Linked DNA regions of Mus musculus: region 2 is linked to region 1. Evidence: chromatin contacts called from ENCODE POLR2A ChIA-PET data. All regions are on one chromosome and are shown on one strand. Each heading gives the region's core, a stretch centred on a gene start or an enhancer-like site at or near the end of the contact. The rest is flanking DNA. Distances are from core to core; before and after follow the strand shown. Region 1 holds the start of Pnma1 (paraneoplastic antigen MA1). Region 2 overlaps Mideas (mitotic deacetylase associated SANT domain protein).

Region 1 (4,987 bases), core at 1,541-4,040:
GGAAGTCATGTGGAAATTGAACTCACTGAAAGGTAGATGTAGTAGTGTCTGCCTAGAATCTCAGCCCCCAAGAGGTAGGCAGAAGGATCACAGGTTCAAGAGCAGTAGCCCATGCTACACAGTGAGACAGTATCTACAAGAAATAGCTAGGGGTAGTGGCTCAAACCTGTAATCCCAGGACCGCTGCAAGTTTGAGGTCAGCCTGGGCTACAGAGTGAATTTCAGGCCAGCCTCAGCTACAGAGTGGGACTGTGACAAAACAACCAAGGAACCACCCAACCAAGATGTATAGGTGACACTGCAACTTAAATTCATAGCAAGGAGGGTAATTTTTGTTTTGTTTTGTTTTGTTTTACATGAACAAAAGTCCTTGTTAGGAGAAAAATATACGGAGCTAAATTAACTGAAAAATTTTATACGTGTCAGGAAAAATGAGAATTTTCAAATTTTTATTTGTATACATCTATTCAATAACTTCAAACTTAGAACCCTTAGCGCTGACCAATTATTAAATGACTAGTCTTTGAAGTGGGGGAAGTGTAGACTGGCCACGGCCACTCCCCCTAGGACTTCTGTCTTCCACCGTGAGGAACTGATTGTGCAGCTCGGTAAAGGCCTGGTTTTTTCTAACATGCCACTTTTAGTCCGAGGATCCTTTTCAGGGAAACTGATTCCAGCGTTGAGCCGTGAGGAATTAGAAATCCGCATTTTTCAAGATGAGTAATATCTTCTAATAGAATCACATTCTTTCCATCGATACAAATTGGGAACAATTTACAGTAAAACCATCCACAGTGTTAGTAACAAACACAAGAGTTTGTACTGTACAGTCTGTGAACCTGGTGCGCGGTTAGCATCAGAACCTGCAGCTTCGCAACCACCTTGACAGGAAGTGTCACAGCTTCACGTTTGTGCACAGCTGTCAGAGATGTCGCCAGGAGGGCTGGCATCAAGCATTCACTTTAGGCAGTAAGGACCACCTTTACCGTTGCAGCTCCTGACAATCACACACTTCTGTGAATGTTACAGGAATATGCGGGCCTGACTTCCCCATCCCATCCCTCAGGAAACAAAACCAAGCCAGGAGGAGGCTGGGTGCTTGCTTTGAGTGGCAGGCTTACTAAAACGTCACAGGTATATCAAAAGCAGCCTGGCCAGTCCTAGGACTCAGAAGTGCCCCTCCAGGCCTAGCTGCAAGAGGGCGGCCTCGGCCTCCTCCTCCTCCTTCTTGGCTTCCTCCTCTCGAATCTGCACCAGTAACTGGAAGAGGTTGGGTGCAGGCCCTTCCTCAGCCCCGGCCAGCCACAACTGCCTTCGGAGGGCCCCACTGTGGTTAGCCCCAGCGATGACCTGCTCCAAGCGAGCCTGGTTCACGTTATCTTTATCAATGACCCCCTTGTCTACTACCTTTTGCAGCAGAGGCTCCAGACGGATAACATACGAAGATAACTTTTCTCCTGGGTTCTGGTAAGTGTTCAGAAATCTGACCTGTGCATCTCTAGAGCTCTCCACACTCCCAAAGACCTGCTCAAGAGCCTTCAGGCATTCTGCGGTCGTTATGGCGGCGTTGTTGGTCTTGAGGATGCGGATGACGTCAGCAGCGGGGCCTCTCAAACTCTCCATCAACCGCCGTCTCTTTTCTATATCCGACACCTGCCATTCCTCTATGATTTCATTTGAGTGCTCCAGCCAGGAATCAAAGGTTTCCTCGCCAGGCCCGGGAATGTCCTTCCCGGAGAATAACGTCAGCTTCTTATACCATATGGACTCAACAAGAGGTTGAATAACATTATCCAAAATATAGTTGAGCATCTCTGCTGGCATTTCCGGGCCTGGAGCTGGAGCAGGGTTCTGAAACCCAAGCACACGAGCAACATCTTGCACGGTCCACCCTTCCCTAGCTAGAAAGAGGTGCAGCCTTTCCAAAAAAACTGCGTCGGAAGTGGGGGGTTTAAACACCACTTTCCAGAGCCCTCCTTTGCCTGGCATCTCCCTGGGTATCAGGGAGTAATCCACTGCCCCAGTGAGCTCTAACAAGGCTGCTTTAGCATTTTCTTCCCTCCAGAACATTCTCCCCAGCACTCGATAGGATACCTGGGGCATCGCAGCTTGGAGGGTCTCTTCAATTTCGGTCTCATCACAGTTCACAGGGATCCCCCAGACCAACAGAGCTCTCTGAGAGTTCACATCCATTCCCCTGCACCAGTCTTCCAATAGTGTCATAGCCATTTCACCCAACTATTAAAAGTGCCAGTTCTACAGACACTGCTTGGACTGGCTCACGAGGCTATAGGGCCTAGGACAATACAACATGCTCTCCTCCCCCGGTAGGCCAGGGGGCGACAAGCTTCAGGCAACCACAATTACCAAAAGACACCAGAGTTCCTTCTTGTCCCTTCCGGGTCCCAAGTCAGGGTCGGGAGCCACGGGACACTCCGCCTATCACTCGAATGTCGCCCCCTTTGGTCCGGGCAGGGAGGGCTGAACTGGCTGCAGCTGTGTCTGGCGTCACCGCTTAAAGAGAGGGAGCAAGGTGGGCTCAAGACTGATGACTCCGGGCGGGAGATGGCTGGGTGCGGTCGCGGGGCGTGGCAGCTCCTCCCACCTCTCCCCGGCACGCCGGCGGGCTGAGGGTCACGCGAGGCCGTGGCTTGGCTACGTGGGGAGAGGCGGCACTCCGAGCACCGGGAACCCAAGCGGCAGGAAGCACGGGATGGGGGAGAAACTCGGCTGGAGGCAGCTCTGCCTAGCGCTTATGTCCGCGCGCTCCCGCAACGGCCGGCGTGCAGCTGCAGTGGAGGGCGGAACCGGTCCGCTTGTCTCCCCCAGTGTCACCGTGACAACTGTGTCCATGACGACGCGAGATACGCGGGCTCCAGAGGATCTGGCGGTTGCTATGGTGCCAAGAAGGGGTTTGAGGAGTCTATTCTATGACGGCGCATTTCTTTTTACACCCCCCCCCCCGCCTTCCCTGATTCTTTCTTAGCTATTGCTACGCATGCTTTATTTAATTTTGCCGTGGATTTAAGCTGGCTTTATTGATACGCATCTACCACGACGGACTTATCTCATATTGCTCATCCATTCTATGAATTCAGTCTTTAACTCTGACTTCCGGGAACCACCTGATCCCACTCTGCAACTACTTGGTTCCTCCCCACAAAACTAGGAAAGAGAATTCCATCTACTGGTTCCTGTGAGTGTCTGACTTGGCTTTCTTGTTTAAAGTGTGTGTGTGTGTGTGTGTGTGTGTGTGTGTGTGTGTGTACACAAAACCCCGTGACTACTTACCTTTGTAGCCAGGCAAACTGCAAACATATTGCCTTCTTATCCTTACTGAGTATACAAGATAGCAAAACAGAATGTTTATGGCCCCGAAAAGGCGGGTAAGTTCTCTTCAAGCAAAACAAGGCCTATCAGTCCCAGACGGCAAAAACACCCCTATAAGAATGTGGTATTCAACAATGAATTTTTTTTAAAACCTTATTTAATAAAAGGTCTTAAGATACAGAACATTCAAAAGTAAATAAGTTACATAGGTACATTACAATCACAGCAAGATTCTCTTTAGTGTATTAATTTTTTTTTTATAAAAAGCACACAAAAAATAAAATTTTCAGTCTGGTCTATCACAACTGTACACAAAGAGGTAATATTTATATTTATATATATATATATATGTACACTATTTTAATATGTAACAGTCTTTTTTAAAAAGAGTGCCACAGGCAACAAACACATGAAAGGCAGTGTCTGACCATTTTGTTTCAAAATAAAAGGAATATACTTACTTTATGCTATTAAAATATTTGTACACTAATTACAGACTGTCAAGGCTGTTCTGTGCTCCATCCTCTCCAGCAAGGCCTTTAACGTAAGAGACAAATGAGGAAAAGTTCTAACAGCTGCAATTTTTTTTTTTTTGAGGCAACAAACACAGCCAAATGTGGGTTAGACACAACTGTTTTTATATAAAAATATGCATACTTCCTGTAAAAACCTAAGGGGTTAGGCTTTGCCAGTCTAGTAATAAATAATAACCCAGAACAGTGAGCCCCAATAAAAACATTTCAACAGCTGAGGCTTGAGTACTATTGCACTCTTCCTCCTCTGTCTTTAACATCTGGCACATGAGAAGAAAGAGGTTGGGTGACTGAGGCAGTTAAATATAGGCAATCCCTTTAGACATCATGAGCACAGGGCCTCTGTGCCGGGGTGGGAGGTGGGGCGGCAAGGACGGTGGGTGGGTGGGTACTTTAGCTCTAAGGGGGCTGCTGAAGGCTTGGAGGACAGCAGTGAGGGCAAGAGACCTCAGAGATGGCCCAGAACACAGGCACGGTCAGTGTCATGGCCTTCTCTGAATGCAGGTGGAAGCTGGGGGACAGGCAGGGTGACACTGTATAGGGACGTTATTGTCAAACAGGGAGCTCTGAATAGAAAGAACAACAAAAGCCAAGCCCAGTGTGTTCGTACGAGAAAGCACCAGTAAGGACGCGCCTGCGCCAGCCTCCGGCCGCACGTGCATCTCCGCTTTGAACTAGTTCAGTTTCCACACGGGCGCGCTGGAGCATGGGCCCCTCTAAAACAGTGTCTGGTGGGATCACTACCTAAAGGTACCATCTTTATCCCCCCACCCCCACCCCGGCTATAGTCATCTGGTCTCTGTGAACTTAGAAAAGTTCTTGCTTTTTTGCTGTTTTTAATTAAGATTTCTAAGGATTAGTTGGTACCACTGAGCAGAGGAGTCTCATGTGGCTGAAGGATCTCATGTGGCTGCTATCACCTGTCCACCAAGGGGCCTGAGCCAGATATGGTTTAAATAGAAAAGAACCTTGGGAAACCTAAGTGGCACTTTGGGGCTGAGCTGTGAAGGCACGCGTTATAGAAGTGATTTAGAAGAGATCCTAAACTTGTTGCCCTCCTGCTTCTAGAGGGTACCACATTTTTGTAATCCCGGGACTTCGAGCTGATAGAAGCCTATGAAGGA
Region 2 (4,987 bases), core at 1,098-3,597, 54 kb after region 1:
ACTCCCGGGTTCAATCCATCCTCTTAATTCACCTTCAATACTGAGCCTATAGACCTGTATGTATGATTTAATTACCAGACTTTTCTCCTTTTAAGTTTTTTATTTTAGCCTGGTGGTGGCGGTGCATGCCTTTGATCCCTGCACTCAGGAGGAAGAGGCAGGAGGATCTCTGTGAGTGGAGACCAGACTACAGATTGAGTTCCAGGATAGCTAGGGCTACATACAGATACCCTGTCTCAGGAAACCAAATAACAAACACACACAACTCGTGTGCACATACACACACACACACACACACACACACACACACACACACACACACACGTATGTCCGCTGGCAGAGTCCAGAAAGGGGCAGGGAACCTTCTGACTCTGGAGTTACAGGTGGTGCGAGTCAGCCCATGTGGGTGTTGGGAACCCAGCTCAGGTCCTCTGAGAGAGCAGTATCTACTTAATTGTGAGCCAAATCTCCAGCTTCATTTTTTTCTTCTTAGTGTGACATAAAATTACTTATTAGCATCAGTGTTTCCTTAAGTTCAGTGGTGTGTGATATTATTCTTACTGACGTGTATGTAGTCTTCTGGACCCTAGACCTTACTCCATGAAGTCCAGTTTGTTACGAGGCCTCATAGTTTAAGCTTGGTAGCTGTTAGGCATTCAAGTTCTCGCAAAGTAACCTACAATTTTCCAGGGAAATGAAAGGCTCCAGTGTCCATGAGATGTGGTGCCCATAGGGTGCAAGTCCATAGGATGTGGTATAGGTTCTGGACTGAGAAAGGTAAACAAAGGTCTTAGCTTGATTCTCACTTTTTCTGGATGACCTACAAAGGACCTACGCAACACACCTATCTAGGGCCTGCCTGACAACCAGCACCCTGGGAGGAAGCCAGTACCCCCATTTTATAGAAAAGGAAGCTGAGGGTAGAAAAGGTGAAGTCACTCTCCCAAGGTCATACAGGTGATTTGACCTTGGACATAGATCTGGTTTCCCAAATACGGCAGCTGATGGGGGAATAAGCCTGGTAACCTTTCTCCCTCACAGGGGTATTTTGCCTATATATTATATTTTATTTTATTTTTAACAGACCTTATTGCCAAGTTTTTGTTTTTGTAATCAGGAGACTTAGGGATCGGAGAAATGACTTAGCAGCTAAGAGCCGTGACTACTCTTCCATAGGACCTGGGTTCAATTCCCACCAGTTCTAGATCTGACACCCTCGCCTGGCCTCCTTGGGCACTTCACACAAACAGTACACAGACAGACATGCAGGCAACATACAGGCAAGTCATACGCATAAAATTAAAACAACTAAGTCTCAAGACATTTTTTTCTTTAATAAATAAGAAGATTTAAACTGAAAGTTAGGGTTTCATGAAAAAAGGAAAAAAACAAAAACAAAAAAAAACTGAAGCCAGGTACTGATGCAAGTCTTTAATCCCAGCACTTGGGAGGCAGAGGCAGGAGGATTTCTAAGTTCAAGGCCAGCCTGGTCTACAGAGTGAATTCCAGGACAGCCAGGGCTACACAGAGAAACCCTGTCTCAAAAAAGAAAAACAAATAAACCATCAGTTGGCACACTCACTACATCCAAGTTTCCTTGGAGAAGGAACTGAGAGGTGTGTCGTAAGAGGCGTGGCAGAGCCACTTGGCTACTACACACGCTGATCTGCTGTTGTTCCTCATCCTTCCCAGGTCATGGGTTTCCGTCACTCCTCATCCCACTTGTGCCAACCTGTCACCTCATTCTCCCAGTTCCCCATGACCTTCAGAGCAGAAGCACCCCAGGGCCCTCCCCAGCTCTAAAGCCTCTCTCTGGCCAACCACCCTCCAAGGAGGTCACCTCTGACCCTTCTGCAGAGGCTCCCAGACAAGCCCCTGTCCTTCACTCAGCCTCTATCCCAGGGCTCCCCCAGGCCCTGCCACTTGTACCCCAGCAATCAAAAGGCTGAAAGCCCGAGTCACTAGGGTGGTCAGCCCCTCAGGTGTGAGGGTGAATCAGACCCCACCCAGGCAAGAAAGGAGGAGGGACTTCTGCAGTTGAAGGAGATGAGCAGGGTTTGACGCACCCGGAAACACAGGTCATTGAGAGGAAAACTGTAGTCTCAGCAGCGATTTTAGGATATGCAAATCAGAACGCCATTAAGGCCCCATTACAGCTGAGTCAATGTGAAAATAAATAAATAAGACAAGAAAGCTGCTGTCAGGAGGGCTTTGGGGAGACAGCTGTTAACACACTGCAATCAGCTTAACTCTTCCCAGAATGTGAGCTGACTTTGTCTTGCAAGAGTCTAACACTCTGACCAGGTAATTCCGATCAATAGACCAGCGCCCGTGAAAACAATCGGACGCTCACAGCAACTGTGTACGGAGCCGAGGAACAGAAATCTACTTTGCTTAAGGTATGACACAGCAACAGGCTGAAACGTGAATGGGCTCGGTGCACCGACCAATCTGATGAAATCACACCAAGTGTCAAAATTAGCCCAAAGAAATGTGTAGAGGCTGCTTTGCAAACAGACACCCACAGGAGCAGCAGACGCAATCAGGTGAGAAGTCTGAACCGTGCAAACTGTGCCTGTGTAATGTTTGTCCTGTCAGGCTGAGGAGGTCGGTTTAAATGACAAAGATTGCTGTGTTCCTAAACAAGATCAGGAGCCAGCCTAGGCCAAGGTCCCAGAGGGGCAAGGTGGCTCAAGCCCCAGGTATCCAGATGAGGACAAGAAATGCAAACAGGTAAGGGAGGGGGAAGGGTTGGGGCTGAAGGACCCCAGAACTTTATCAGGACAACTTTGAAAGACACCTCTCACAGAAAGAATGAAGTTACCTAAATAAACCCACGCCATTTAACTAACCCCACACAGTCTCTTACTGCTGCAGGCGTGCTCTCGATTTTACTAATGCCTCACGTTGGCAGCTTCTGGGGCGATACCAAGGCTCTCTGTGGGCTAGCCTAGGAACCCAGATACCCAGAAACCATTTATAGCATTGTTTCTATGGAAATGTGTTTCAAGCTTCAAAAGAACCAAGCAGCTGACGACCGTGGGGCAAACACGTGATCTCTAAATTAGGGAACTGAGATGGGCGGGTCCTGAGCTCAGGAAGACGACCTGCTACTTAGATTCTGCAGCAAATTAATTTTCAGCCACCAGCAGTGATCAGAACTAAGCCAACTGTCAACAAGGGTGAAGATGGAACCAGAGTACCTATGAATGGCCACCATGTGCCAAGGAAATGTGACAGCCTGCCCTCCACCGCTACCCCGACTCTAATCATGTGAATGAGCACTGCTTGACCTGGAAGACATGAAACTATCCTGAATATCCCTCACAAGCATCCAGGCAGGTCCCCAACCCACGTTCTTTTCCCAATTCCTCTTGGACCTTGGCAAACCTCCAGCCGGGAGGTCCTATTTCAGTGGGACCACAGACCAAAAGAACTCCAGATCTTTGACCGTTCTGGAATTTGGTTTTAGCTCACATATGCCTTCGATAACGGAGTCCCAGATATGCCTGGACATATCCAAGCTGCTCTCCAAGGGCCGACTCTGGTGGCCCTTGTTCTAGCAAGCTCCAACCTGCCCGCTCAAGACACACCCAGAGCTCTGTAGCTCCACCCACCCCAAGCCTCCAAACCCTGTCAGTGAATCCCCATTTCCTGCTGAGGTCACAACCCTGGACTGATCACAGGGAAAGGGCAAAGGAAGGGTCTCCAACCTGAAAGAATGTGTGTCAAAAATGTTCCCCACTTTGAAGAAAAGGCTGCACAAAAGGGATTAATATGAGGGTGACGGGGCCATTTGCCAGGCACACCCATTTCAAAAATGCCCCAATATGACAGAAAAAAAAAAGTTGGCTCTCAGCAGAAGCACAGTACCAAGTTGCAAGCTGAGGGCAATATGGGGACTCAGACACTCTCTTTGATAAGCCAAAGTGGACTGGTTGAAGGCGGAGTTTCATAAGGCCAGCATTTAAAAACAACTCTAAGTTTAATACTGAAATATGTTCTACAATGGACACACCCGAGACACTACCTCACCAGGGCCCCACCTGGCTGACGCTGAGCTGTGGAGGTCAGCTTACAAAGCACACCCTGCTACCTGTTAGGAACTGCAGAAGAGAGAGCTGGCTCTCGCCACCTGTGGCTAGGACTTGCAAGTGAGTGGGTGGTTCTGGGCCTCAAGGGCCACATGCTCATCCTGCTGGCAGGTTCCCTAGAAACTCAGGTGTGAGCAACCTCCTGGGTCTCTGAACAGCCTGGGGTTTCACCAACCAGCGTCAGGAGGCAGGGTCCTAATGCTGTTAACATTGAAGTTACAGTGTGCGGGTCAGGACAATCTCAAGTCCCCAGCCCCGGCACGCAGCAGCAGTAGTAGCTGATAAGCCCTGAGCAGTTGGGCCTTGCTAGTGGTAACAGATGGGAGGCTTAGAGTCCCTCCCTGGCCTTCTCACCCATTTCCAAGTCTTTGATGTTGGGGCCTAATCTTTTGAAATGTATAGATAGTACACATCGAATATCAAATATTCTAAGCGTGGCCTCTTCACCTGAGTCCAGCGATGGCATTACATCAGCTTATACTCTGACCAAGCATTGGCAATGTTATTCATTCACTAGGATACGCAGAGGCAGTTTTATGTTTTACTTAGTGGCATTAAAATTCATCAACATTTTCCCATGAATTAGCAGCACCTTCATATTAATGCAGTACAACACTGCCCGGAATCCAGGTATCATAAATTATGTAGCCGCGTGGAACCCTGAGGCAGTTAACAGTTTTCCTGCTATTTTAAACAACACTGCCACAAATACTTTTGTGCTTATAGCTCTTTATTCCTTTTTAGAACCATTGCCTTAGAATTTAATTCCCAAGAGGAGCTCTAATAGGTGAAAGGCAATTAGCATTTTCTTACAGCTTCAAGCTTGGCATTTAAAAATATAGACTGTTCCCTGTTTTCCAGAGCTCTTCTGACAATACCTCTCAAATCCAGCA

What was found. ChIA-PET counts read pairs that join two places held with the same protein, here RNA polymerase II (POLR2A).
Region 2: POLR2A ChIA-PET joins it to region 1 with 13 read pairs in embryonic stem cell. The contact joins the enhancer-like site here to the promoter of Pnma1 in region 1. POLR2A ChIA-PET finds 5 or more read pairs at or near these places in 4 of 5 experiments (Patski and embryonic stem cell).

The regions. Positions count from the first base shown.
Region 1 is chr12:84,145,699-84,150,685 of GRCm38, forward strand. It overlaps Pnma1 (paraneoplastic antigen MA1), which reads right to left and starts at 2,791. Exons shown (of 1, transcript NM_027438.3): 1 at 433-2,791. The coding sequence starts at 2,229. The coding sequence ends at 1,168. It overlaps Mideas (mitotic deacetylase associated SANT domain protein), which reads right to left. Exons shown (of 13, transcript NM_001163501.1): 13 at 3,470-4,987.
Region 2 is chr12:84,199,769-84,204,755 of GRCm38, forward strand. The region is part of intron 1 of Mideas (mitotic deacetylase associated SANT domain protein); the gene reads right to left. Among named protein-coding and RNA genes, the nearest start is that of Gm51953, 4.5 kb to the right of the region's middle. Within about 2 kb of position 2,348, at least 1 of the 3 ENCODE cell types and tissues checked has a DNase peak (open chromatin) inside an H3K27ac peak, as active enhancers do.